2 separate regions of the Homo sapiens genome follow, and region 1 is linked to region 2. The links are chromatin loops, found by intact Hi-C in ENCODE. Cell type or tissue: endothelial cell of umbilical vein. All regions are shown on one strand. Links, peaks and the distances in the headings refer to the core of each region. The heading gives the core; the rest is flanking DNA. Region 1 has its middle 38 kb from the start of UGT2B28. Region 2 holds the start of LOC105377270 (a long non-coding RNA gene).

Region 1 (15,501 bases), core at 4,166-12,165, 870 kb before region 2:
CTCCCCCCACTCCACTAACTACAGGCTCCGGTGTGTGGTGTTCCCCACCCTGTGTCCAAGTGTTCTCCTTGTTCAATTCCCACCTATGTGTGACAACATGCATTGTTTGGTTTTCTGTCCTTGTGATAGTTTGCTCAGAATGGTGTTTTCCAGCTTCATCCATGTCCCTAAAAAGGACATGAACTCATCGTTTTTTATGGCTGCATAGTATTCCACGGTGTATATGTGCCACATTTTCTTAATCCATTGTTGGACATTTGGGTTGGTTCCAAGTCTTTTCTATTGTGAATAGTGCCACAGTAAACATACGTGTGCATGTGTCTTTAAAGCAGAATTATTTATAATCCTTTGGGAATATACCCAGTAATGGAATGGCTGGGTCAAATGGTATTGCTAGTTGTAGATCCTTGAGGAATTGCCACACTGACTTCCACAGTGGTTGAACTAGTTTACAGTCCCACCAACAGTGTAAAAGCATTCCTATTTCTACACATTCTCTCCAGAACCTGTTGTTTCCTGACATTTTAATGATTCCCTTTCTAACTGTTGTGAGATGGTATCTCATTATGGTTTTTGATTTGCATTTCTCTGATGGCCAGTGATGATGAGCATTTTTTCATGAGTCTGTTGGCTGCATAAATGGCTTCTTTTGAGAAGTGTCTGTTCATATCCTCTGCCCACTTTTTGATGGGGTGGTTTGATTCTTCTTGTAAATTTAAGTTCTTTGTAGATTCTGGATATTAGCCCTTTGGCAGATGGGTAGATTGTAAAAATTTTCTCCCATTCTGTCAGTTGCCTGTTCACTCTGATGATAGTTTCTTTTGCTGTGCAGAAGCTCTTTAATTTAATTAGATCCCATTTGTCAACTGTAGCTTTTGTCGCCATTGCTTTTGGTGTTTTAGTCATGAAGTCCTTGCCCATGCTTATGTCCTGAATGGTATTGCCTAGGTTTTCTTCTAGGGTTTTGATGGTTTTAGGTCTAACATGTAAATCTTTAATCCAGCTTGAATTAATTTTGGTATAAGGTGTAAGGAAGGGATCCAGTTTCAGCTTTCTACATATGGCTAGCCAGTTTTCCCAGCACCATTTATTAAATAGGGAATCCTTTCCCCATTCCTTATTTTTGTCAGGCTTGTCAAAAATCAGATGGTTGTAGATGTGTGGTATTACTTCTGAGGGTTCTGTTCTGTTCCATTGGTCTATATCTCTGTTTTGGTACCAATATCATGCTGTTTTGGTTGCTGTAGGCTTGTAGTATCCTTTGAAGTCAGGTAGCATGATGCCTCCAGCTTTGTTGTTTTGGCTTAGGATTGTCTTGGCAATGCCGGCTCTTTTCTGCTTCCATGTGAACTTTTGAGTAGTTTTTTCCAGTTCTGCCAAGAAAGTCATTGGTAGCTTGATGGGGATGGCATTGAATCTATAAATTACCTTGGGAAGTATGGCCATTTTCACAATATTGATTTCTCCTATCCATGAGCATGGAATGTTCTTCCATTTGTTGGTACCCTCTTTTATTTCATTGAGCAGTGGTTTGTAGTTCTCCTTGAAGAGGTCCTTCACATCCCTTGTAAGTTGGATTCCTAGGTATTTTATTCTCTTTGAAGCGATTGTGAATGGCAGTTCACTCATAATTTGGCTCTCTGTCTGTTCTTTGTGTATATGAATGTTTGTGATTTTGGCACTTTGATTTTGTATCCTGAGACTTTGCTGAAGTTGCTTATCAGCTTAAGGAGATTTCGGGCTGAAATGATGGGGTTTTCTAACTTTGCAATCATGTCATCTGCAAACAGGGACAATTTGACTTCCTCTTTTCCTAATTAAATACCCTTTATTTCTTTCTCCTGCCTGATTGCCCTGGCCAGAACTTCCAACACAATGTTGAATAGGAGTGGTGAGAGAGGGCATCCCTGTCTTGTGCCAGTTTTCAAAGGGAATGCTTCCAGTTTTTTCCCATTCAGTATGATATTGGCTGTGGGTTTGTCATAAAAAGCTCTTATTATTTTGAGATACATCCCATCAATACCTAGTTTATTGAGAGTTATTTGAAGGTATTTTTAACCTTTCTCAGCATTCCACAAGTTACATCCTCCTTCCTTTGTTCTCCTCTGCCTTTGGCTCTTTTATAAAGTTCTAAGTTGCTAGCCAAATAGGACAAATGCAGAATGTGAGGTCCTATTCCTGCCAATTGAAACTGGACACAGCAGTAAGATGGATGTGTCAAGTTATAAATGTCCCTGTCTCCTTTGTTCGGTGTAATCTTGTGGCAAAACTGCTGGTGCATTCACTCTTTCTGAAGAAAGCAAAAAAAAAAAATGGCCTTGCTGAAGAAATTAAATTTATTTTCAAGTGCTATTTCTTCATGGCACTGAAGAACAAGCATTTCAAAGATTCACTAAGACATGTAAGAAGGCAGAAACAACTTAACATTAAAACATGTGGGGTCTCACTTACAATCATCACACATTGATGCACCACACAAAAAACCCTAGGCCACAGCTTGGTTCCTCCTTTTAAGAACAAAAAGTGGGAAAAAAATTTAAGAATGAGGAAAGACAAGGAGAAAAATTCTTCTGGCGCAATTTTTTTGGATTCATGGGTCTTCTATTTGCAAGTGTTTGTGTAAAATGGAGAAGTTAGAGGGCATTCCACATCTAACAGTTTAGGACCACCCCCCCAGTGCTGTCTTGTCATGGAGTTTTCAGAAGATCTGGTTGTTTAAAAGTGTGTAGCAGCTCCCCTCCACCTTCCTCCTACTCTGGTCAGGTAGGATATATTGGCTTCCCCTTCACTTTCTCAGAATTATAAGTTTTCTGAGGTCTCCTCAGCCATGGTACCTATACAACCTGGGAAACTGTGAGTAATTTAAACCTCTTTTCTTCATAAATTACCCAGTCTCAGGTAGTTCTTTACAGCAAATGTGAGAACAAAGGAATACAGAAGATGTGAGAACAATGTGACAACAAACTAATATAGGAAACTAGAGAGGTGGGGCATTGCTATAAAGATACCTGAAAATGTGGAAGCAACTTTGGAGCTGGGTAATGGGCAGAGGTTGGAACAGTTTGGAGGGCTCAGAAAAAGACAGGAAGATGAGAAAAAGACAAGCAGATCCACAGGACCAGACCTACCCAAAGCCTTGAGAGCCCTCCCATTGCATCCGTGTGCCCTGGATGGGAGACATGGAGTCAAAGGAAACTATTTTGAAGCTTTAAGATTTAATGAGTGTGCTGCTGGGTTTTGGAGTTGCCTGGGGCCTGTAGCTCCTTTGTTCTAATAACTTGCAATTTCTTTATCAATACTTGCTGCTTCACCTTACACGCTTATTTTATGAAGATGGCTTCTTAAACTCATGAATCAACCTCTACTAGTGTCAAACTTTTGATCTGCAGAATCCTCATCTCTCAGCCTTCACAGAACTAAAGAGAGTTAGGGCTCTGCTTTGGATTAGGCTTTGGTTTCAGGGAATGTTGAGAATAATTTGATCTTCTATCCAGACCACTAAGATTTTCTCCGTATCAGCAATACGCCTATTTCCCTTTCTTATCTTTTATGTGTTCACTGGAATGGTACTGTTAATTGCTTTAAATTTTTTTTCTTTTGCATTTGTAACTTGGCTAACTGGCAAGCAGTCTAGCTTTCTGCCTATCCAGGTTTTGACCTGCCCTCCTTACTAAGCTTCATTTCTAGCGTTTGATTTTACATGAGTGATGTTCAACTCTTCCTTTCACTTGAACAAGTAAAGGCCATTGCAGAGTTATTAATTGGTCTAATATCGTATTGTTATGTCTCAAAAAATAGGTAGGCCCAAGGAGAGGGAAAAAAGATGAGAATGGCCATTTGGTGGAACAGTCAGAATATACACACTTATCAGCTACGTTTGCAGTCTTATATGGGCGTGGATTGTGGTACCCCCCAGCCCTCTGCCAAATTATAATAGTAACATCAGAAATCATTGACTGCAGATTGTCATCACAGATATAATAATAATAAAGTTAAAATGTTGTGAAAATTACCCAAATATGACACAAAAACACAAAGAAAGCACATACTGAAAAAAATAACACTAATAATCTTGCTGGATGCAGGGTTTCCAGAAACCTTCAAATTTTTTTAAAAAACAATAACTGCAAAGCTCAATAAAAGCAAAGAACAGAAAATGAGGTATGCCTGTCTATTACGCTTTTAATTCTGTTTAATCTCTTATATTCTTAGTGGCATATCTAGTTGAAGTTTTAATTTTTGTGCTTGATTTGTTAAAGATATAAATGATCTCCATTGCCTGACTAAAATTTTTGAAATCCTTACAAATTTTAAAAGGGCATACTTACAAATTAATTGCAATTTTAAAACGACTATATAAAGGAAAAATTATTATTGCCATTATGTGTATATAATTTTTTTTCTTTTCCTTTTTTTTTTTTTTTTCCTGAGACAGAGTCCCACTCTGTCATCCAGGCTGGAGTGCAATGGCCAGATCTCAGATCATGGCAACCTCCGCCTTCCAGGTTCAGGCGATTCTCCCGCCTCAGCCTCCTGAGTAGCTGAGATTACAGGTGCGTGCCACCATGCCCGGCTAATTTTTTCAGTAGAGACCGGGTTTCACCCTATTGGTCAGGCAGGTCTCGAACTCCTGACCTCGTGATTCGCCTGCTTTGGCCTCCCAAAGTGCTGGGATTACAGGCGTGAGCCACCAAACCTGGCCCCATTATGTGTATATTATTAAGAATGCAAAATAATTTATTTAGTATGTCTTTAAAAATTTTTAAATAATACTGATTTGTACTTTGATGTTAGTCATTTTATTGTAATCTAGAGAGAACTGTTTGTATTTGTTCTAAGGCTGTCTATTCTCTTTAAATAAATGCAGTGATTGGCTAAGATGCTGTGAAGGTGGGAGGCCATCCAGAGAGCTGAGCCTGCATACACTGGGAGGCTCCCTTTGGTCTCTGAAGCTGACCACCTGTAGCATAGAAGACTTGCTGCTTCTCAGTAATGGTTTCTCATAAGACTTTCCTTGGCCTTCAATTTGGCATTGTCTTTTGAGATAACTGGAATCAGAATCTCATTGGCCTTTGGTAGGATTTCTCCTGACCACCTATGCTGCCCCTACAACACTCTCCCAGGTTACTCTGTTCTCTTCCTAGGGAACTCAAAGGATAGATTTCTAAAACCCATGGGAATCATTGAAAGGAAGAGAGAGAAAGACTATTTTTAATGAAAGCGTCATGTTTTCATATGTTATCAGAAAGGAAGGCAGACAAATTTACATTTCTCCTATGTATATAGACAATATGTGTTTTTTGCATATCAAATAAAGGCAGGTGTTCCAAATTTTGCTGTGTATTGAAACAGTCTTGGGAGCTTTTGACAAGAATGATGCCCGTTTTGCATACCAATGAAAACAGATTTTGGAATTAAGAGCCAGATTTTGTGTTTTATAAATATTTCCAGCAGATTCCAATGTGCAGTACATTGGAAACACTAGGTTAAGGTCTAGATAAACAGTGAACATAGTTATTATTTTCATTGATATTTAATTATCAGTCATTCTATTAGTTATTATCTAAATTAAATACAAGCTGTCTGTGTATATCAAATCTACATACAGTTTCCATCAATGTAGGCGAAAACTAAAAAAAAAAAAAAGAGTAATTCCAGTGTATTAATACTTCACAAACTTTTGGAACTTCTTGTTTCCAATGACAGGTGTACATGAATTTAGTCACAATCTCTTTTTATATTATTTTAAACTATCTCAACAGTGTCACCTATTCACCAGTCTGCAAATGACTCTATGTGCTATCTCTTTTCATAAACAACTTGTGTAGGGAAGTATTTCTGCATTATGAGTGTCTTGCTCTTTTCTTCCACTTCATATTTTATTCTGTGTGTTTTATGCATCCTATTTATAAGCAGCAATTATCTCTTTAAAATCTATTTTGCTTTATCCTCAAGTTTTGCTTTCCTCAAAGGGAAATAAGTTTTAAATTATCGTTATTATTTGTTTTTTATGTACAAATGTTCTAATAAGGCTACCTTAGTATACTATTATGCATGATTTCTTACAGTGAGTTTACCAGAAATCGTGTTACATGACTTTCATACATTAATTTAAATTCTTAATATATTCATGGGACAAGTATTATTATTGAACTGTATATTAATAGGCTCACCTCTCTTTGTCACATGCCATTATGGGCCTTTAGTCAACTTCTCAATGTAAGAAACAAAATAAATTACACAAGAATGGTTGCGATCATAGACCTGAATACCACAAGCAGATTTTCCATATTACTTATTGCTACTTCTTCATCAATTTCTCATCTGATTTCCTCTAAATGATTTTAAAGAATACTCTGTATTTAATGATTTTATGTATACATTTTATCTACTAATATTTCAGCTGTGCTGTTTTTATAGTTATTTAATACTTACATATTAGTATTTTGGAATCTTACCAGTTAGCCAAACATTTATATAAGATGTTTCTATAAAAAAAGAGAAATTTTAAATTCCAGACTACTCAGCTATAACTAAACCTTTGGAGCATGTTCACATTAGGTTGAGCATGGTCTGAAGACACTTAAATCAAATTATAACCCTGTTGTTATTAATACAAATATAAATTTCTATATAAATTATTATAATTAAAATCAAATAATGGCCAAATGGATTATTATATCATCACCAAAACTATGCCATTTTTATTTTTTCTAATTGCAAGAATTTCTTGGGATATCTTCTAGTCTTTTTAAATTACATGAAATATTACAAACTGACAAAATAGTATAAAGTACTTAAATAAGTGCCTATAGTCTCATTACCTAATATAGAACATAAGAGTGTATTGCCTTGTTGTCAGTACATATCCTTTGAAAGTGATATGTGGTGTATAGGTGGAGGGAGACTGATGTTGGCAGAATAGGAAAGCCATGTTCCTTTTCTCCTCACAGGGAAATGGACTTAAGAAATATATACATATATAGACCAAATTGCCCTTATGAAAATACTCCAAAACAAGTTCAAAGATTTCAGCACCCTAGGCAAGAGCAAAGCCAAGAAGAGCGTCATTGAAATTGCTAAGAAATTTCACAGAATTGGCTCACTATAGAGTACAGCCAGTACAGCATGGCACAGGTAGGAGAAAATTCCCTAGCCATACCTTCTCCCACAGGAAAGAAAGAGAAGATTAAAGCATGTTTTAATATTCTAGCTTTTGGAGGGGCTGCACAAGGGGCTAGTTTCTATCACCTAACTCAAATCACAGGAACTAGAATTCCGATGCCTGTGATCTACTGAGAACAAAACCACGAGTGGCAGTGTTAAAAAGGCTGCCCTACCACAGAATGACAGCAGAGGGAGCAATAGACTGCAAACTCCTAAAGATGAAATTAAAAAAAAAAAAAAAGTTTAACTGGGTAATTACACACAGAAGCTGAGAGAAGACACATTCCCAGAAAAGGTTTGAGAGACCTGCAGAATCTCTAGCTGGGCTGACTGGTGAAGACAGTCTTTTGTACCAAGCTAGGTAGTAAATAATGGGAGATGCAGCTATTTTTTCAAATATCCAAATTGCAGCCAACGAGCACAAGGCAACAATGCATACATACACACACACACACACACACACACACACACACACACACAGAGCACTAAACCATGGCCCAATGAAGGGACCAAAATAAACTTCTAGAAAATAACCTCAAGGAAATGAAGTTCTATGAATTATTCGTCAAATTATTCATAATTATCATTTTAAAATAATTAGCAAAGAGAGAACACAACTATATAAAATAATAAAAATAGTGCATATAAAAATGAAAATATTAACAAAAAGATAAAACTCTATAAAGAAAGAACCAAACAAAAATTCTGGAGCTGAAGAATACAATCACTGAATTTTTAGCATTCACTAGAGGAGCACACAAGAAGACTTTATCAAACAGATAAAAAATATACACACTTAAGAACATAGGTTATCTGAAATTATTCAGGAAGGGGAGCGAAAATTTAAAGAAAAAATTCACAATAAAAAAGTGAAGTCAGCCTAAGCAACTTATAAGACACCATCAAGCTAACCAATAAAGCATCAAAAAGCTTATCCACTATGATTAAGTGGGCTTCATCCCTGGGATGCAAGTCTGGTTCAACATACACAAATCAATAAATGTAATCCAGCAAATAAAAAGAACCAATGACAAAAACCACATGATTATCTCAATAGATGCAGAAAAGGCCTTTGACAAAATTCAACAACCCTTTATGCTAAAAACTCTCAATAAATTAGGTATTGATGAGATGTAACTCAAAATAATAAGAGCTATTTATGACAAACCCACAGCCAATATCATACTGAATGTCCAAAAACTGGAAGCATTCCCTTTGAAAACTGGCACAAGACAAGGATGCCCTCTCTCACTACTCCTGTTCAACATAGTGTTAGAAGTTCTGGCCAGGGCCATCAAGCAGGAGAAGGAAATAAAGGGTATTCAATTAGGAAAAGAGGAAGTCAAATTGTCCCTGTTTGCAGATGACATGATTGTATATCTAGAAAACCCCATTGTCTCAGCCCAAAATCTCCTTAATCTGATAAGCAACTTCAGCAAAGTCTCAGGATACACAATCAATGTGCAAAAATCACAAGCATTCATATACACAAAGAACAGACAAACATAGAGCCAAATCATGAATGAACTGCCATTCACAGTTGCTTCAAGGAGAATAAAATACCTAGGAATCCAACTTACAAGGGAAGTGAAGGACCTCTTCAAGGAGAACTACAAACCACTGCTCAATGAAATAAAAGAGGACACAAATGGAAGAACAGTCTGTGCTCATGGATAGGAAGAATCAACATGGTGAAAATGGTCATACTGCCCAAGGTAATTTATAGATTCAATGCCATCCCCATCAAGCTACCAATGACTTTCTTCACAGAATTGGAAAAAACTACTTTAAAGTTCATATGGAATCAAAAAAGAGCCCACATTGCCAAGTCAATCCTAAGCCGAAAGAACAAAGCTGGAGGCATCATGCTACCTGACTTCAAACTATACTACAAGGCTACAGTAACCAAAATAGCATGGTACTGGTACCAAAACAGAGATATAGACCCATGGAACAGAACAGAGCCCTCAGAAATAATGCCGCATATCTACAACCATCTGATCTTTGACAAACCTGACAAAAACAAGCAATGGGGAAAGGATTCCCTATTTAATAAATGGTGCTGGGAAAACTGGCTAGCCATATGTAGAAAGCTGAAACTGGATCCCTTCCTTACACCTTATACAAAAATTAATTCAAGATGGATTAAAGACTTAAATGTTAGAACTAAAACCATCAAAAGGAAAGCAGATCGAAACCATCCTGGCTAACACGGTGAAACCCTGTCTCTACTAAAAATAGAAAAATTTAGCCCGGCATGGTGGCAGGCGCCTGTAATCCCAGCTACTCAGGAGATTGAGGCAGGCGAATGGCATGAACCCGGAAGGCAGAGCTTACAGTGAGCTGAGATCGCACCACTGCACTCCTGCCTGGGTGTCACAGCGAGACTTTGTCTCAAAAAAGAGAAAACAAATAACGAAAAACAAAAACCAACAAAAAAAAATTAAAAATTCTTTGCACTGAATGGTAATAGTGACACAACCTATCAAAACCTCTGGAATACAGGAAAAGTGGTGCTAAGAGGAAATTTAACATCATTAAATGCCTACATCAAAAATTTGAAAGAGAACAAATAGACAATTTAAGGTCACACCTTGCAGAACTGGAGAAACAAAGAATAATTTAAACCCAAACCCAGCAGAAGAAAAGAAATAGCAAATATCAGAGCAGAACTAAGCAAAATTGAAGTAAGTAAAACAATACCTAAGATAAATGAAACAAAATCCTGTTCTTTGAAAAAATAAATAAAATTGATAGACCATTAGTGAGATTAACAAAGAAAAGAAGAGAGAAGATCCAAATAAGCTCAATTAGGAAAAGATGAGAGATATTATAACTGATGCCATAGAAAGACAGAGGATTCTCAAGGCTATTATGAATACCTTTGTTACTGGTGGGAGGCAGATAGGTTCCTAGGTGGAAATGGGTGGGTCCCTTGTGAAACTCCACCTTTAAGCCAGGGACAGCTTGAAGCCTTAGGGCTGGACTGACAGTTCAGGGTGAAGCCCACCATCATGAGTGAGAACTCCCTCAATGTCTTTACCAACTGGATGGTGGATTTTCCAGGCCCACCCATGGCTGTCTATTGACCAATCAGCATGAACTTCATCACTTCTGAACCCATAAAAACTCCAGACACAGCCAGACTCAGACGCTCATTGGGATGAACTCCCTATAAGATAGGAGCTACCCACTTCAGGTCTCCTCTCTGCTGTGAGTTGTTCTGTCACTCAGTAAAGCCTTGCTCACCATCCTGTTGTCTGTGTAACCTCATTCTTCCTGGTCACAAGACAAGAACTTGTGACCTGCTTAATGGTGGGAGTGAAAGGAGCTGTAACCCTTTCCTGGCCATCTCATCACCTGTGGGCAGCAGCTAAAGGGGATGTAAAACTGTAGCCCTCCCTCTCTCTGTTGCTTACAGTAAGTCTAGTCCAGCCACAGCATCACATGAAGCCAGATCCTGTGCTGGTGCCTTGAGCTACCCACCCCACCACAGCAGTCAGCATGCCTAGCGACCCTGTGCTCCCTTGTTTACACACCAGTCACTGTTCTACACCTGGCTTGCCCTTGGCAGGTGTGGGATCTGGGCCAGCAGTAAGAGCTGAGTGTAGCCTGCCAAGACAAGTTTGTGGAAAGAGCCCAGCAGGTGCAAGCAAACTCAAGCAGAGGCACTGCCGGCCACAGTGGTTTCTAGCTGCTGGGGTGACACCCAGAGGATCCTGAGACATTTCTGGGGAGCTCCTCCAGAATCTGTGAGGGCAAATGGTCCATGGCCTCATATATGCAGGCTATCTTTGCCTTATAGGGTAACCTGGACATTTGCCAATGCTGTAGGATGGATGCAAAATAAAGTGAATAAAAGCAGACTTCTTTTTTTTCAGAGTCCCTAAACTCCACAATAGCCAAAATGAAAGAAAAACACTGGGCCTCTGTCTGCCAGTTAAAAGTGACGAGCATGGCTGTCAGACTTAAGACACAGTGGACAGGCTTGCTGGGGAGAACACTGTCAATCCCCTGTCTCCCTTGGGTGCTGGAAATGTTGATTCTGTTCCAAACCAGTTTCCCTTCATGGAGGTCTAGCCATCATGTCTGAGTAGAAGAAGGTCCTATGGCAACTGAGGGTACCTGGCTGAGGCTATACACATCGGTGTCATCCAAAGGCCTTGGGAATAACTCCAGTCCTTGCCTGCCTGTTAGGGTGTAGGCATTACTATCCCCAGCCTTTCCTATTGCATTTTCTTTTTTGTTTTGTTTTGTTTTGTTTCAAAGACTGCTGTGGCTGATATTCTCTTCTTTACATACTAAGTAAAGGGTGTTGTTGCAAACCACAGAGATAATATTACTGGGTAGGATAAGCATTTGGCTTAGTCATCAGGAGAGCAAAACAGAATAATGTGCTATCTGTCTATTCTTAGAAACAAGGCGTATGTAACAATTAAGAGGTTTTTTTGTTGTTGTTGTTGTTGTTTTATTTTTTTTTGTCCCTGTTGAAAGAACCCATTTGCATAGGGCAGGAGGCTTTTACCCCAAGGCACCTTCTCCTCCCCTGCACTTCAGCTTTTTTTTTTTTTCTATTTCTTCCACCCTATCAGGAGTTAACTAAGTCCTGCAAATAGAGGCAGCTTTTCTATGTGAGAGATTGATTTTTTTCCTCTTGGGAGCTATCGTGTTAGGCCAACTCCCCAGTTCCCAGGTCTTTGGTGAGGAGGACCTAGTTCCACAGCTTCACCTTAGAATTCTGCTTATGACAGGGAAGCAGTGGAAGAGCTGCTCGGCAGGGTGCTGGCTGCAATTTGGCGAGGGCCCCCTGGGACTTAATTTAATGGGTTCATACATCTTCTTGAGGCCCTATTGTTTTTTCTTAACAAATTGTATTTCAAGCTTAGGTTTGAAGTTATAATAAGAAAAACTAGATCAAGGGACCTGGAGGCAGTTACAGTGGAAGGCTAGAACTATCTATGCCTGCTAGGCCTTTCCACTTCTTCGATGTAGGTTATGCTTGCATCTATGGTATAGATGAGGTCTAGGGAACCCTCAAGTTACTAACAGTGGGAGGGTAGCACATAAGTAAGTGAAAATATTCCTACACACCAGGCCTGCCTGCTACATGGGTGGAGGTTGCATTCTCATTCATGGGTGGTACACAGAGTCGCCAGACTCAGCGATATAAGAATGGAAGGAAAAAGAGGACACTTTTCTTCTCTCCATCACACACACTGGGTTTTCCCTGGAAGACAGAGAGGGACTAAGGGACACTTTTTCCCGTCTCTTTTAGATGGATAACCAATCATCTTTATGCTACACTCCTCTGTAATGTATCCTGAGTCACTGGGACTTTTTGACCCTCAGATTCTGGAGAAAAGCACGTCATATTCCTTTGTACAAAGGTGTGGCCCGATTATCTTCTGCAGAAAAGAGAATACAGCCTCAGGAAAGATTAATTTCAGTAGCATCCTGCAGCTGGACCTTTTCTGTAAACATAAGGGCAAATGGTCCAAGGCCTCATACATGCAGGCATTCTTTGCCTTACAGGGTAATCTGGACCTTTACCAATGTTGTAGGATGGATTCAGCCTTCCTAGTGGCCATCTCAGGAAAGGCTGCAAAGGGCAATTTCAAGGAACTAGGGAAGCAAACACTAGAGGTACCTCTAGTAAGGGAGGTAACTCCCTCCATTCCACCCTACCCAGGTTCTCTGCCAAACTTGTGGCACCGTTGAAATACTTATTTTAGGCAGGTCCAAGTCTTGCTTCTGCCACTACAATAGGCGCCTGGTCAATGTGGCTCCATTAAGTTCCAGGTCCCTTTTCTTTACAGGACTTAACACAAATTAAGAGGGGATCTTGGCAGGTTTTCAGATGACACTGACAGGCATATAGAGGCTTTGCAGAATTTAACCCAAGTATTTAAACTCTCCTGAAAGGACATTATGTTACTTTTGAATCCAACCTTGACTGCTGTGGAAGACTGGCAACCAACTGCTGACTGCTGACTGCTGCTGGTTGCCTTGCAAGTGGCAGAAAATTTAGGGGATAAGCTTTATATTTTTATATACATAAATATATATATAAATATGTATATATTCATACATATAGATATGAATACTATTCAGCCATAAAAACGAATGAAATAATGGCATTGACAGCAGCAACCTGGATAGAATTAGAGACTATTATTCTAAGTGAAGTAACTCAGGAATGGAACACCAAATGTCATATGCTCTCACTCACAAGGGGAGCTAAGCTATGAGGTTGCAAATATATAAGAATGGTACATTGGATTTGGAGACTTGGGGGAAAGGATGGGAGGGGGTAAGGCAGAAAAGACTATGCATTGGGTACAGTGTATACTGCTCTGCTGATGGGTGCACCAAAGTCTCAGAAGTCACCACTAAAGAATTAATCTATTTAACTAAACACTTCCTGTTCCCTAAAAACCTATTGAAATGAAAAATAAATTTAAATAAAAACAGAAGGACAATACATAATGGTAAAGAATTCAATTCAACAAGAAAGTCTAACTACCACTTCTACTGAAACTATTCCCAAAAATTTGAAAAAGAGAAACTTCTCTTTATCTCATTCTTTGAGGCCAGCATCATCCTCATACCAAAACCTGGCAGAGATACAAACAAAAAAATAAAACCTCAGGCCAATATCCATGATGAACATTGACACAAAAATCCTCATTAAAATAGTAGCCAACCGAATCCAGCAGCAAATCTGAAAGTTTACCCACCATAATCAAGTTGGCTTCACCCCAGGCATTTTATTTCAGTTTTTTACCTAAGAAGATTTATTGGTCAAAAATCTCCTCAGTTCCATTTCTTGATTTAAAAACAATATAGCCAATGGGAACTCTTACTCTTGAGAATAATTTAAAATATTATATGTGCCTTATTTTGTATTATTGCTTTTTATGAAGTAACTTCTGAGATTTATTTTAAATTTTACTTCAGAATTTATCTGTAAGTTATGGCCAAGATTATAATTTGTCATAGAACATACAGAATCTCCCAGAACTGGGTTTTTTATTTGGAAAAAAAAAAAAAAGGCCTTTGTCAGATGAGTAGACTGCAAAAATGGTCTCCCATTCTGTAGGTTGCCTGTTCACTCTGATGGTAGTTTCTTTTGCTGTTCAGAAGCTCTTTAGTATAATTAGATCCCATTTGTCAATTTTGGCTTTTGTTGCCATTGCTTTTGGTGTTTTAGACATGAAGTCCTTGCCTTTGCCTATGTCCTGAATGGTACCGCCTAGGTTTTCTTCTAGGTTTTTTATGGTTTTAGGTCTAACATTTAAGTCTTTAATCCATCTTGAATACTTTTAAACAACCAGATCTTACATGAAAACTCACTCTTGTGAGGACAGCACCAAGCTATGAGGCATCCGCCCCCATGATCCAGACACCTGCAACCAGGCCCCACCTCTAACATTGGCAATTACTATTCAACATAATATTTAGGTGAGGATAAATATCCAAATTGTATCAGTAGGCAAGTAAACAATTCAAGGAAATGGATTATAGTCATTAGAAACTGATGATAAAGATAAGCTTTTTTTCCTGGAAAGCATGAAGAAGAGATAATCCATAACTTCCAGGATCACTTGTAAACCCCTTCTGTGTCTGGTATAATTATTATTATATTGATTTACTTTCCTTCTATGTAGACTTTTCAGATTCCGTTTCAGTAAATATTTCTTTCACATCTCTCAAAACAATGAGGGTCAGAGAGAGTTTACACCTCTTTGCTGTTTTGTAAGAAAATAAGTGCCTTTGTTAAGTAACTCCAATCTACATAAATAAGAACTTAGTGCACACTACTCTTCATATTGAAACAATGGCCAATGTGATGGTGTGATGAAGTGGGGCCTCAAAGAGGTAATTAGGACAAGAGGGTTTCTTGCAAGTGAATGTAACTAAGGCCGATATAAAAGAAGCTTGATGCAGCGTTTAGCCTTTTTACCCTTCTAACTTACACCATGTAAGAACACAGTATTCCTTCTTTTCAGAGGATGTCAAAATAAGGCACGGTTTTTGGAAGCAGAAAACAGCTATCACTACATGATAAACCTGCTGCAGGTTTGATCGTGCACTACTCAGCCTCCAGAATTGTGAAAAATACATTTCTATTTTTTTTTTATATTACCCAATGTGTTCTAGTTTGTTATAGCAGCACAAATGGACTAAGACACTGGATGGTATTTCTTTAGTGTTAATTGCTGGGTAAAACATCTAACCATTATCTCTGAACTAACATGAGTTTATGAGAAAAAAGCTATGGAAAACCTGCACTCTTAGTTTTCACTTAGGATCCACTTAGGATCTGCCTTTATA
Region 2 (15,501 bases), core at 4,794-12,793:
ATTCTCACTAAAATCAAAATTACATCCTGCCACTCTCTTCCTGTGCTTTTCTTTTTACACATTTCTTTTGTTTCAATGCAAAATCTGATGTAATATTTTACAGGACATTAAAATGTGAATTTAATAAAAAATTCACTATTTTTAAAACTTAATCTAAACACAGTAAGGAGACATCTATTATTAGATAGATCGTGAGTTGAGGATATTTAAATATGAAAAACATGCACCTAAGGATCAAAGAAATCCAGCAACTTTGAGCCGATCATAAAAGATAATAAAATGGTAAATCAAAGATTATACATGGAGATGTCAGAGGAATTATTAATGATTTAAAATGATTTAAACTTTTCTTGCCTACAGCATGAATAACTAAAGTATGATTTCATAAATTATTTTAGATATATGAAAACAGTGACATATAATTCATGAGAAATTAACCTCCATCTACATAGGGAGGGAGAGTAGAATTAGTCTCAATCCAAATAGAAGGACCAAATAAATATGCAATATGGAGGTTATGGGTTGCTCTTCATATGGGTCTTAATCCCAAATTTCCCACATCCTAAAACTCTGCCTAACTCCTTTAAGCCTCAGATTTCCTCATCTTCAAAAAAAAGAAGGTAATGACTTAGAATCTTACAAATTCATATATAGAATTGATGAAAGAATATTGTAAAGAATTTGGCATAGCTTAATCACTCAAAAATCTTTCTTCATGTTAACATTATTATTAAGTCATTTAACAGGAAATAAGCCACCACTTCTAAATAAATTGAAACAGAGGGTCGTTTTCAAGCAAGTAGCCTTTATATATACAATTTAATGCTTCCCACTCAGTTTCAACACTTTCACACGAATTATTTTATGCATACATGACACATTCAAAACCCTGAAATAATAATAGAAAGTTTTTGGGAAAATAATAAAAATAAAATGGTAATTAATTAATTAGTGAGAAAATTAATTACATTATTTGAATAATAAAATAGTATTATTGTCATATCCAAGTATCTAACTCTTTTGACTATGAGAAAGTGGAAGTATTTCTCTTGGAATAGTTCTATCAACATTTCATTAGCATTCAATTAGCATTCAACGTTGAATTTAATATTTTATAAATGTATTGGCTAGTTTTACTTATAATGTTTTACTGTGGTTTCTATTTCAAAATATAATTGGATTCTCATTTATTTTAACTAGCAAAAAAACTTTTATGAAAAGTTTTTATTATTAACCAAAAATATTTATTAATTGAAACTGTGTTTTTCTATTTTTCCTTAGCATTTAAATGACCATGAATATGATCAAAACAACGTTCATATTAAACACCTAACTATAGAATAGACTCCCTGGTTTTCTGGTGATCAATATACCTGTTTTGTGTACACCATTCATGGATACAGGTAACTTATGATTTACCCTGGATGTAACAAATGAGCTCTAAATTGTTTTGTTATAAAATATTCCATAAACTCAGACAAAAATATGCGTAATAGATAGTAGAGTATATTGGTTTAGTGGTTAAATAATATGGATCTGGAATCAGATAAAATAGAATTAATGCTAGAATAAGCTACAATAGGTTAAAAATTTCAGGTTCATTAATTAAAAAGAATGTAGCTCAAGGCAAATTGTTTCTCTGGTGTTTTCTCAAACAGCACTGGGAAAATGCTAGTACAGCAGGTGTTCACATAACATCATTTAGTTAAACGTCGTTTTGTTACAACGTTGATGAGAAAAATGTATACCGAATCCAGCTGGAGCCACTGTCTATGGAATATGCACATTATCCCCCTTGACTTCATGCATTTCTCCAGATACTCCAGTTTCCTCTCACATTCCAGAGATGTGCATGTTCTGGCCACCTGCAGCCCTGAACTGGAATCGTTGGGTAATCAATTGTCTTACTTGTTTTTATTAACCTTCTTAAATGTATGTATGACTCACATTTATTTCAGTGTTTAATATTAGAAGTGTTTTGGTCTTTATTTAGAAGTTTGGTGATGGTTTTATGAGCAGAAATATACCATAAGAATTTAACTCTTGTTTATATCCATTAGCTATTGGTTTCCTTAGACATCATTTCACTTAAAGTCACAGTTTCCAAGAACCTATCAACAATGTTAAATGAGGGCTTAGCATACTGAACTAATAATTTTTAGTAGCATATGAGATTATGTAATATGTCTATAATATAGTAAGCACTCACTAAATTCTGTTATTGCCGTATCCTTTTACATATCAATGGGATTTTTCCTTCAGAAAAAAATTCCTTTCTGTGCAAATAAAATCAGTCAAGTACTGGCAAGTACAATCATTTCTCACCTAGCCTCCTGACTTATCTAAAATATAAAAGTGAACATTTCCAGAAATAGTCTAAATCCAATTAGCTTTCCACCTTTTCATAGGAGTAAAGTCTTGAGTACATTTTACTAAAATAAAGGAGGCAAACAGGATGTGGAGGAAGTAAGTTGTAGAAAACAAGTGATTATCTGGTTTCTTCATGAATACTCCAGAAAATGTGAATTTAATACTACTGGAAAGAACCAGCCCACTTTTAGAAAATTAAAGTTAATTAAATTGACCCCAAAATGATCAATATAATATTTTACAATATTACTACTAAAGTTGAGAGAAGAATAACCATATTGGAGTTAGGATGGTTGGTACAGACATATCATTTGTAAAAACCCAACCCTCATACTTGCCCCTGTCTTCGAACCACAATTTTAGAATATATGTTAAAATAACATAATCTTAAAACATCCACAAGCCCTCCTTCTTCCCTTCTCCTCACTCCACATCCCTCTGCAATTCCTTACCCTATCTCATTCCTCCACTCTTTCCCCCTCCGTTCCTCTACTCATCCCTATCTCCTCTCCTCTCCTCCCCTCCCCTCCCCTCCTCTCCTCTCCTCCCCTTCCCTCCCCTCCATTCTCCTCTCCTCCCTTTCTGTCTCTCTCCTTCCCTCTTCCTCCTTCCCCACCTCTCTCATTTTTCTCTCTCCTCCCCTCCCCTTTCTCTCCAGTGCTCTGATTGGCAGGAAAATCACCCAAGGATTTTTCTGGCCTGCAGATTCAATTCAGCGGGTCCGCAGTGGAGACTGAAATTCTGCATTTCCAACAGATTCCAGGTGATGCCGATGCTGCTGGGCTAGAAGCCACAGTTGTGCAACAAGGCAATCCAGGGATACAAGAAATCAACACCATAATTCGATGTTCTTATTTTTTTTCCTTCCAAAATCAGTCTAAATTTTAATTATATACTATGCATTGCAAGAAAATAGCAAAGCTTGTTTTACTTTTTTGGCAAATCTATATGTCTACTGAGTAGGAATCAGTAACTGTGCATAATTTAAACTCACAATTAAAGCAGTGATAACAATTCCTCTAAGTACATACCTGGCTCCAATAATTTAAAAGCCTGATGTTCATTAAGTCATGATATCTGCTGTCTTATTTTTTATTGTCCTCACTATCCAAAAATGTATTATTAAACATTTTAAGACAGAATTCATATTTAGTTTATGAATGTAATTATTAGCTATTTGTTTACTCCAAATTTTCCAAAAAGCCTCTCAAGAAAGATCTTTCAACATAAAGCAGAGGAAGACCACCAAGTAAAAATTTTCAGTGACAGTGCCAGTAGATAATATTGATCAGACAATCAGAATCCCCACAGATGGCATACACATATATAAATGATAAAGTACAAAAGAAAGACCCTGAATTATTTCCAATGCCTACGCCTATTATAAATCTGTTATTTAAAAAAGGTTATTGACTGCCAAAGACTTATTTTAAGAAATACTAAGTTGCAGCAAAAAGAAAATGTTGAAATTACAAAGCCAGAGAAACTTCAATTTTGCTTTTATGAGCCTTTATACATTTTATAAATACCAACTTAATATTACTGTTATTTTAATATTATTGTTCTTTTTACAGATGAAGAAATCAGTGAAATCTATATTAAATGCCTTTCCCCTCTTTAAAATTTTACTTCTGATTATGCATTAAAATATATTTTTGTTTTGCATCGTGTTCTTTAGTCAGCTTAATTACAGAAGTAATGATTATGTGGATTGTCTTTCATTCTCTTTTAAGAAAAAAATGTGTTCTATAGCTGTAAAAGATTATTGTTAGAATTTAAAATATGCAATGGCAATAAACATTCTTGACAATGTATGTACTTCATAAACAGACTATTTAAATTGTTTTTATTTATTTAATTTTGTTTTTTTATTTCCTAAACCTTCTTCCTGAGAGACTGCAGGAAGTAGCAGGAAGGGAAGAAGCTATTGATCACCGTTGACCTCTCGCAACTCTCCACTATGCCCAATCTGCATTTCCCATCTCAGGGAAGGACAGGACTGTCTTGGAGGTGTCCCAGTGCAAGATAGGGGGACATCACTTTTCCTTCCTCCTTTATCGCAGTAGGGACCAAGTCTTGTCTATTTCTCTGGTTCCAACTTTCCTGTGCATTTCTACCACTTCATCCTATTCATGATGCCTCTGTCCCTCTCAATTAGGTGGCATGCTTCCCATTTCTCCCCACATCCCAGCTGTTCTTAATCTAGTCTTGAGATTAACATAAACTCAGTGGGAATTGCATTCAGTTTCGTTGGCAAATTTACAAGCACTCATATTTAATTGTTAGATATTTAATAAGATCTCAGATCTTATTTGTAGGCCTTATACATTTTAACATGTTCATTCTTGGGTTTTCTTTCATGCTATTTTGTTTCTGTTGACTTATTTTTATTTTGTTTATTTATTTTTAAATATTTTATGAAGTTGTCACATGCATATCAAAAGTATATAACTTATAATTTTGCAGCTCAATGAATTATTACAAAGAAATTATATTATTCTTGAAATAAAATCTGAACTGTTCTCCTCTGGTCTAATAGACACACAAAGCCTCTCTATACACTCTCTTCTATATATAACTAAATAAGACAAAATTATTCTAGTTGTTCAGAACAAAAACACTGATGTTATCCTTTGTTCCTTTGTCATATGCCACATAGGAAATCATTAATCAGTCATAATAACACTATCTTTAAAAATATCCAGAATCTAGCAACTTGTCATCATCTGGACTACAAGTACCTTATTCACAACCACTATCATTTCTCATGTGAGTAGCATAGTAGCCTCCAAACTGGGCATCTTGCTTCCATTCTTCTCATTTTGAGTCTATTCTCAAAATCAACATCATTACAAGAGCGATCATTTCAGAATATCAGCCATGTTTTTTCACTCTTCTGCTCAAAGCCTTCCGTGAGATTCCTATGTCATAATAAAAGTAAGAATACCTTTAAATGTTGGCTCTCATCTCTTTGACTATGCCTCCTAATGTTCTTCCTTCTACTATAACACTCCTACTATAATACTGGCCTCCTGGCCAACCTTTGAAAACACTGGATATATTCCTAACTCAAGGCCTTCGCATCTGCTGTTTCCTTTGCCGAGAATGCTCATTTTCTACGTGATTTGCATCCTCACCTCCTCTGGGTGTTTGGTCATATGTAAGGTTTCCAGAATTAGCATGAATAAAGGGTAAGATACCAAGTTAAATTTTAATTTTGAATAAACAATGAATCTTTTTAGGATAAGTATATCCTATGCAATATTTGGGACATACTTATGCTAAAAAATGTTTTTCTATCTGAAATTGGCTAAAATCCTTAGGAAAGAAGGAAGAAAAACTAACCTCCTTGTTATATTGTTTCTAGTTAACATAATCCATTAATTACTTAAACAGAATACACACAATTTAAGTAGCATCACTGTCCTCATCCCTGGATCCAGGTAAGGCAGAATTGCTTACAGAATGATGTTTGGACAAGGCCTATTTGTATTTGATTTTGCTATCACCCTTGTTTTTAGTCTTTCTCTCTCGCTTCCCCCGACACAAACACAAACACACACGCACACACACACACACACACACACACCTCTACATTTACTTCAACCAGTATCTCTCTTCTTTGAACTATTGTAGTTGTCGATTATACAACTTCCTCCAACGGAGAATCAGAGAATGGAAATAATTTTGCCAATATGAAAAGAATTAATGTCTAAAATTATTGTGAAAGACAGTAGTTTCCTGTAAAAAATTGATCATAATAAATTTTTAAATTGCAATACAATTATCGAACTCAGTGTTTCTGCAAAGAAATTAGTGGTACCTGGATGCAAAGCACAAAAGAGAGACTGATTAACAGGTCTCAATTGTGATTAAAATCATCAAGTAATTATGGAAAGGAGAGGCTGATCCACTTCAACAATGGAATGGAAAAGCAGAATAATTCACATTAAGAAAAACATTCAAATATGATATCTGAAAAATCCCTTCACTTCTCTCCAATTGTGTCACCAACGATTCATGGATACAAAGGAATTTTCATATAAAAATTTATAAAAAATACTTATTATATTGTCGAATTTCAATCCCTGCAGCCTCTTTGTCAGCTCTATTTCTATCAGTTCCTCCTGAAGAAAGAGCAAACCCTCCAGTGATGGCTCCAGAAAGATCTCAACAGCAGCTTTCATCCTCCAGCACTGGAAGGAGGGTGATGTGGGGAAGAGAGCAAGTTGCTACTGTAACTTTCTGCAGTATAAATTTTAAATACATGTAGCACTTGGAAGTCCTATTTTATGGGCCAAAAGATCTCAGTTCCTTAGCCTATATGCATGCATCTGTTTCCCAGACATTTAATTGTCTTAATTATCTCCCTGAGATTTTCTATAAATCCTCCACACACTTCAAACTACACATCTAGACACAGTAATCTAAATACCTGGCATTTACTTAGAATAAAAGTTCCCTTATTTCAGGAGAGTTGTTCTTTAACTCCAACAACTCAACAGGTCAGGAAAATGACAATACACAAAAGACAAATTTCAGTGATACCAGCTCCGGGAATAATTATAAAATGGTTAAAAGCTGTCTGTAGTGGTCTCGGGTTTATAAACCTGTTCCCATCTACCACAAAATCTTCTCACTGTCTTCCTATTCTATTCCTATCTATACCTGGTCCCTCAAAGGTACCTTAACAATATGAATGACCTTTTACAAAGCACTCTTTCTAGGGCAGCCTGCACTTTCATCTTCAACCTTTTGAAATTTTAAGTCTTTGGCACTTATTCATTTAAGTAAATGTTTAAGCATTTCTTTTCAAGAAAAGGCAGCACATTATCAGAGCTCAAAGCCCTAACATAAAACGACTGTGTTTGAACAGAGATCAAAAGCTCTCATGAAAATGAAATCACTCTTTTCTGGGGAAAATCTTGGCATCACTGAGCAAGTGATAAGCAGAACACATGGATGAAAAAAAATTTGGCCTTTGAAATTACCAAACTACGTAAACAATTGGCAAAAATACAGTTCAATCATGCCTTTGGGGATGTACACATTTGGCTGGCCTCTGGTCTGTCCTTTTAAGCCCTAGTGCACCAATAATAGCATTGTCCCTGAGGTACCTTGAGATGAATTTAATTCTGACTTTTCCTCCTGTCTTTGTTTCCTGTGACTTTTCTCTGGTTGGCAAACAAAGTGTCTCTGTTCTTGTTTGTGAATGTCTGTATTGATTTCTGTCATCATACTTATTTTCCTTGTACTAAACATTAATCCCTGGTACATACCTTGAGTGAACTTGTCCTTTGTGGTCATAAATGACCTGTTAGTCTATGCCCTTCTTAGTGGAATTCGCACGGAAGCTGGATACACCTCCTAATGTTGTCATGAGGGTTTGGGGAATCATTTTGTAAGTTTCTGAGTTGGCACTAAATTTCTATTGGTATTTAACATTAAAAAACCTGTACATTAAAAAAATGCCTAGATTTTAATTGATTCCCACTATGGATTCCACTTATATTTCATAATGTATAGGCATTACTTAATAAACAGTAACAGTCAGACAAATAGCACCCATCCATCACATATTAGATTTAATAATTGAATTTCAACAGATAACAGAGCTCTTCCGGAAGAAGTAGTTTGAATATTCTCTCATTTTTACACTTCCAAACTTTACTTACAGAGAAACTATTTGAGATACATACACATTTGTGAATCCCAATAGACACCATAAGTACAAATCTACCCAGCATAATTTCTCCCTTAGCAATAGGATCTGAAGCCTTTCAGATTTTTTCACCAAATCCAATTAGCTAAGATTAAGTTTGTGTTATCTACAGTATTTGGAGATGTATTTTCTATGGTATGAATCTAGGACTTCTGTAAAATTTAGGATGCTGCATGATAAATACGCGGTTTTGTTTTTTTTTTAATTAGAAAAAAAGAATAACACTGAAGGGGAAAAAAACACTGAATATATGTATAGCTGATGGAAAGAGCGCCCTCATGTGGTAATGCACAAGCAGAGCTGGATTGCATTGAAGTTGTTGAAAGTTTTACCAAGTCATGGGGCCCCCCTTGTGCCCATTTCAGCCATTAACATGGTTTAGCCTTGAAAATCCAACACACCACAACATTCTAAGTAGCTACATACCATCAGTTATGACAGGCACTTAAGATAAAACTTTAGTTCCTTTAATTAGCCGCAAACATTTAGGGAAAATATTCAGAAGTAATCAGATTCAACTGTAACTTGTAAGATTTTTTCAAGTTTCTGATTTCATATTTCATTGTTTTTTCTTTAAATGTTAATGTTTCTATGTGAAAGACTTCATTGTCCAAAAACAGGCAGGTAAAATGAAAAACTTAATTCTGCAACAGTAGCACATCACCAACCATATATAACCCCTTTCTTGCTCTCTCTCTCTCATTCACACACACCCATAGAGAGACAGGCACACACACAAGCACACACACACACACACACACACGGGTATCCTTTCATTTAGGGACTTTCTTGTCCTATTATCTGTAGTTCATTCTTACCAAAACCATGTAATATTTATTCTACCATCACCCCATCAAGTACCTATATACAAATGAAGCCACACAATTTGTAAACTTGACTGGCTCTATACGTTGTTCATGGAACAGAGGATTTTTCATCCTAAAGTAAAATTAGTGACAAAATATATATAGCCTATATTCATTAATAGAAACCCTCAAGTAGCTGTTACAAGAGTGAAATTGTAATTAAAAATCATAAAGTTTTGACAGTACTGCAACTACCATTAAATTAGCATGGCTCATGTAAGTGCTGAGATATCAACAACCTTACGTCTCAGGTTATTGAGATTATTACCTAATCAGAGTTATAAAACCTGAAGTTCAAAGAATGACTGGGACTGGTCGCTGATTGATAGTTCCAGAAATTAAGCCCCTTGCATTACGAAGCACTGAGAGTTGAGAGGTTGAGATGAATGAAGTGGGCATATTAGCAATATTAAAAATAATGATAGATATAGCTACTATTTAATGAGTACCCACTATATGCCAGACAGTATACAAAGTACTTCTTATAATGTGTTTTAATTCTCACAATGGTCTCACAAGGCACATGTTAGTCTAATTTTACAGATCAGAACATTAGGACATGGAAAGGTTAGGTAGCTCTCTTGAAGTACTACAGGTAATATATTACAGAGATAGAATAATCTGATGCCAACATAATATACTGCTTCCCACTGGAAAGTAAGATGGAATGAAAAATCCTAGGAAAAAGCTTTAGTAGGATTAAGGGAGAAAAATAATTTGGGTGGAGTAGAAGGAAGGGTTGTGGCAACGGAAAAGGTGAAAGTAAAAATCAGTAAACTTACTGAGATCTCTGATTCCATTTTTTTAAATTCTATATAGTCAGAATATATTTATTCTAGTTGTCCATAAATTCTAGTTTCTAATCTGTATAATTGAATGTCAGAATTGGAAAAGCCAATCAATAAATCCCTCTTCTATGAAATCAATAATTTCCTCAAAGATGTCAATTGACTTCTAGATCTTACCGTTAGTAAATGGCAAAGTCAGGATGGGAACATGGTTGGGCCCTGTGCTCCTGCCACAGCACCAACTCAGTGGCCCATTGCATTGGTACCCTGCCTTCACATTTGCCTTAAGTCTGTCCATGGCACTGCTGCCAGAGTGATTTTGCAAAAATACCATTCTGACAGTGTAATAATAAAGACAAGCTAAACCATGCTTCAGTGACAAACAACCCCAAAATATCAGTGGCTTGAAACTATGAGATTTATTTCTCCCTTGCACTATATTTTCCCTGGCTCAGTTCAAAGTTCTGCTTTACACTGTTCCTTCTCAGGGATCCCAATTGTAGAAACTCAAGTTGATGGAAAAGCTACCACCTGGAACATTGCTAGTGGCCACAGCTAGTGGCCACAGCAAACAGAGACAGTGCTGAATAATCTTAAAATTTCCAGCCAGAAGTGACATGTGCTATTTCTTGTTCATACTTAATTTGTCAAAGTAAGTTACTAAATTCAAGGGCTGGAAACTGGTACATTACATGTCCCCAGAAGGAGGAATGGAAATATTTGTTAGGCATTACTAATGAGTAACAGCAAAGATTCCCTTGCTTAATTGATGTCAGCTGCTGACAGGATAAAATCCAGACACATTTATTTGTCTTAGAAAACTCACTGTGATGTGACCTCTAACTGCAGGCCATACCTCATTTCCCACAGGTATCCTATGTACCAATTATCTTGAATTTGTTATTTTCCCACAAAATATCAAACTATGTCATGCCTCATGCATTTGCCTCCATGTCTTCCTGGTGAAATCCTAGTTTTCCTTCAGGGCTCAACTCGGGGATTTTCTGCTCTGTACTTTTATCAGATCACTCCATCCCCAATCCAAACACAACATGCCCTTACCTATTTTTTATCTTCATCAAAGAGTGCCACACTCATTTGTTCATATGTAATTCTCATTTATTATACTGTACGTGCCCTGAATGCAATATCTCTGGGTTATTGCTAGTGCTCAATAAATAATGTCTGGTTGAAGAAATGAAGTCATCAGCATTCTAATAGGAGATAACAAGGTTTAGCAAAATTAATATCTACAGTAAACCAAGGGAGTTTTGAATAAAAAAGTGAGACAACAGATGGATAGGCACATAGGTACCTTGGGATTGTGCATTACCCTTTACTGATAAAGTTAACTTTTTGTAATGTAAGCTGGTGATTTTTATTTAAAATGGAAAGTCACATATATGTGAATCTGCTTTGGAGGCTTTTTCAGACTTCTTCTATCTCTTAGAGACTTCTCCCTAAAGGATCAAGATGTGTCAAATTTCCCCTAGAATGTTTTATTCAGAAATATTACCACGCTGAGCAAATACATTTTCTCATTTAATGGCACATAAAATGAGCCACAGGTATTCTGTGGATACCCTGAAGATAAGTACACGTTTGCATCATTTTACAAGGAAGGGAACAGGTTCAGAGAAAATAATAAACTTGCCCAAAGTTACATGGCTAATAAGAACCTGAAGTGAGATTTCAAATCTAAGACTTTTTGATGGTGAAGCCATGCTATCAACATGCCATCTACACAATAAATGCAGGTAGTTGCAGAAAACTGTTTAGGTGAAAATTTATTATATTCACACATTAATGGGAGTTGTTGTTCTGATGAATCACTCTGCCCTCTGTTTCATCAGGGCTCCTCGCCTGACAATACTTTTATCGAAAGAGCATTGATAAGTTACAAACTTCAGGCTTTATCAGTTATGTAGGCAATAGAGTAACTCACAAATTTTACTGAAATCATATTTCATGAGCAGCTGCTATTTTTGCCAGTCTCGGGTTTATGCTGGGCCTGGTGCTGTGTGGTGGTTATTCACCCAGAAACCTCATGACTTACGTACCTACCCAAACCCACATGCATCATTGGGTAGAATGTGTCCTTGAATTCTTTGATGTTTTTGACATTTGAAGGAAAAGAGCAATGCATTTGTTTTCTAGGAACTTCCACCAAGTATTTCCTAATATCACCATGGAACTGCCAGAGGTTTCTAAAACACATTCTCCTAAATTCTCACAATAAGCCCCAGGGCAGATCTTCACAATCATTCCTTTGTGGACTCAATCTGTATCTCACTATGCCAAAAGCATTTCTATCTTAAAGCTCATCTAATCTTTGAATCTAAAAGTCAGTTCTCTGAAGTACTTATGAAATATACAACTAGGAACTTTATTCTTATAATGCAAGGTAAAGTGATTTTAAACTCCTTTATGGACATATTTTATACAAAAGTAATAAAACTGTCTTTAAAAATTCTACTTAGAGAGTTTACTTGTTTATTCCAAATTTGTCATATCCTGGGCTTAGAATGTGTGTGAAGGACCCAAGCAAATGTAAATTGCTTATTTCAACAATAAGAAAACCCAATGAGCATGCTTCACCAGAACAAATAATTAACATGACTACCCATTAAATTGTGTGTTCCAGAGGAATCAGATGAGTAATTACTGAAGAAAGAGTGCCCAAGTAGTTAAGCTGTTTCTGCTGTCCTTGCAATCCAACAGACCATGCTGTCTCAAAATCGTTTCCCACAAAATGTCTCATTCACCTTGGGTTTTAAGAGAATTATTTCAACCTAACACGTATTCAAAGTCTGAGCTTAGACAGATAATCCATTCTTAGACATCTTGAAAATCATTACATAATGTTTATTCATGGATGATTTGAGGCCGGGTGTGGTGGCTCACACCTCTAATCTCAGCACTTTGGAAGGCTGAGGCGGGCAGATCACTTGAGATCAAGAGTTAGAGACCAGCCTGGCCAACATGGCAAAACACCATCTCTACTGAAAATAAAAAAATTAGCCGGGCATGGTGATGCAGGCCAGTAAACTCAGCTACTAGGGAGGCTGAGGCAGGAGAATCACTTGAACCCAGGAGGTGGAGGCTGCAGTGAGCTGAGATTGTGCCATTGCACAGAATGAAACTGGGCAACAGAATGAAACTGTGTCTCAAAAAAAACAGAACAAAACAACAACAAAAATAAAATAAAAGAAATTCATGGACTATTTTAGTCTGCATTACAGATATTAGTTACCAATCTTTCTTGGTAATTTTTTACATCCATTCATACTTTCTGAGTTACTATTTTGTAGCACTTTTAATTGATTTGTCTCCAAGACACCATTTTTTTCATCTTTGCCTGATGAATAAAGACATAAGAAAATATTTTCCAGGATATTGAAAAGTAGGCATGACAGAGATATTTTAATAATAAATTATTAATAAAGATTAAATTAATTCAAGTCTTATACATACATAGGATACAAGAGAAGAAAAATACTTTTATACAAACGTAGGTCCACATCCACCATGCTAGAGCACCATTTGACCAAGTAAATTTTTTTTAAAGTGACACTTTTTTTCAATGTAAACATGAAGGTTATGAAGTAGGTCTTTTAAAATTATGTGTTTCAGCATAATATGATTGTCAAGTAGAAGATTTCAGAGTTAAACACATCTCAGTTCCGATCTTGATCCTGGAACTCATTAACCACGTAACTTTGGGGAGAGTTTCTGATCTTAATGAGCCATATGTTCCTCACCTGTAAAATGAAAATATCAGTATCATATCTAAACCTCAAGACTGTGGTGAGGATTAATACAGTTGAGTTGATTTATGTAAATAAAGCACTTAGAAGAATACCTGATACAATCTACATGTTAGATAAACAATACGTTATTTCTATTCTAATTAACATCCTCATTCAGAAAAAGGTGCTGAATATGTTTCTTTATATATATCTATACATGGAAAATGAGAGAATGTGAGAGCAAGAATATGCTCTGCAATAGTACCTACATTTAAAAATTTGATGAGGCCTCCAATGTACTCATGAACTTAATTTCAAAAAAAGTAGAATCCTTTCCAAGTAATATTACCATTTATCAGAAATCACAGAAAATTCTAACTTGATAAAAACATAAATTGACTGGTAATTTTAAAATGAATTCTAATTACTTATTCTAAAATATCCAATGAAACAGATACTTGATTAAAATACAATATGGTATTTTCACAGTTTTCCTACATTTCTGAAAGCAGTCATGATGAGGAAAGTTGTCTGTGGCGTTGGTTTGTAAGTTCTTGGCTTTTGTAGTTTAAAATGATTGTTTTTGTAAGTAGAAAAGTTTCTCGGAAAAGGAATAGAGAAAACAAAACTTCTTTCATTGAAATGTGACCTGAACAATAAGCACTATTCTTAGGTGAACTTCATGGTTGATAATCTCAGCTTAGAGCACTTAACCTGCAGATTGGAACAATACTGGATATATTTCCTCATATCAGAATGAGTTTCTTAAGGCTTTTGGAGGAACAGAAATAGTGTAGCTCAGTACTTCTGTCTTTAAAAAGTCCTAACAATCCAAGACAAACCTCAGAAAATCCAGAAATTGGGAGGTCCTGATTATTACAGAATGTATGTCAGGGATTATAGTAGGTTGGTACAAAAGTAATTGCAGTTATTGCAATTGAAAGTAATATTCAAGAAACCTGGGGAATCTTCAACAAATGATGAGAAAGAATGTTTAATCAAGAGAGTCATAAAGTTTATTTAATATATCCTAAAAGTGCATGGAAAAAAATTATCCAATGTCTTGGTTATGTGAAAACCTACAGAGTATGGTGTTGAAACAGATATTTTCTTTGGAAACAGACCTGTGTTCAAATCTGAGTTCTATTACTAGAGAACTGTGCTACCTCAGGAAAATAACCTCTCTGAGTCTCAGTTTCCTCAATGTATGCTGACAATGATATTTTGCATATGCTTAGGATCAATTCAGAAAATGTATATAGAAAAGATAGCCAAGAATCTGATGTATGGCACTAAACATGTGCTAGATTCACATATCTCTAAATATTTACACCCCCCACCCCACCAGATAAATTACGGTTTTAGTACCATTACATTACATAAGAAAGATCATGTGGCCCTGGTGGGAGTATTCACGCTATAAAAACTGGGAGATGGTATAAATCGAGGCCCCCTTTTTCGGCAGAGATCTGTTTTATCACACTCCACTGCCTAAAGGATAGAATTTGAGAATAGAGGCATTGGTGAAAGCAAGGGGATTCTCCTGAACAACATTTTGAAGTTAATAGTTTAGATTTTTTCAAGAATATTTTATAATTAAAATTTCAAAAAGAAAACGAATATATCAGTATGAAATGGTGACACATGCTTTGCAGAGAACTTAAACAGGGTAGTATGATAGAAGCAGCTGCCCTAGATTGAGTAATCTGGGAACATTCTTCTGTGGAGTGATACCTAAAATGAGATATAAATTATAAGAATCCACCAGCCCCTCACTAATTGGAGGCAGCGCATTCCAGGCATAGGGAACAGCAGGTGAAAAGGCCTTAAAGAGCAATGCATTTAACATATTCAAAACTCAGAATGAAAGCTAGTGAGGTTGCAGCTTAGTGAATAAGGAGAAGAATGAGAAGTCATGAAGTGGAAGAATAAAGCAAAGGCCAGATCACTGAGGACTTTGTAAACCAGGTTTAAAAAAAAAAAAAGTGTCTGTTCATGTCCTTCAC

Evidence for each region. Peaks named below come from ENCODE experiments on the same cell type or tissue, not always from the same donor. Only the 100,000 strongest peaks of a DNase experiment are listed, where the experiment ranks them.
Region 1: a loop joins it to region 2, with 11 times the contacts of the local background. A loop is called at or near these places in 3 of 110 quality-filtered maps.

Annotation. Positions count from the first base shown.
Region 1 is chr4:69,310,751-69,326,251 of GRCh38, forward strand. No RefSeq gene overlaps it. Among named protein-coding and RNA genes, the nearest start is that of UGT2B28, 38 kb to the left of the region's middle. In endothelial cell of umbilical vein, for the core only: a CTCF peak has its summit at 7,323 (motif pointing right); no DNase peak of the experiment used is centred there.
Region 2 is chr4:70,175,462-70,190,962 of GRCh38, forward strand. LOC105377270 (a long non-coding RNA gene) reads right to left here and starts at 9,993. Exons shown (of 3, transcript XR_938859.2): 1 at 9,924-9,993. In endothelial cell of umbilical vein, for the core only: a CTCF peak has its summit at 8,408 (motif pointing left); a DNase peak (open chromatin) is centred at 8,370.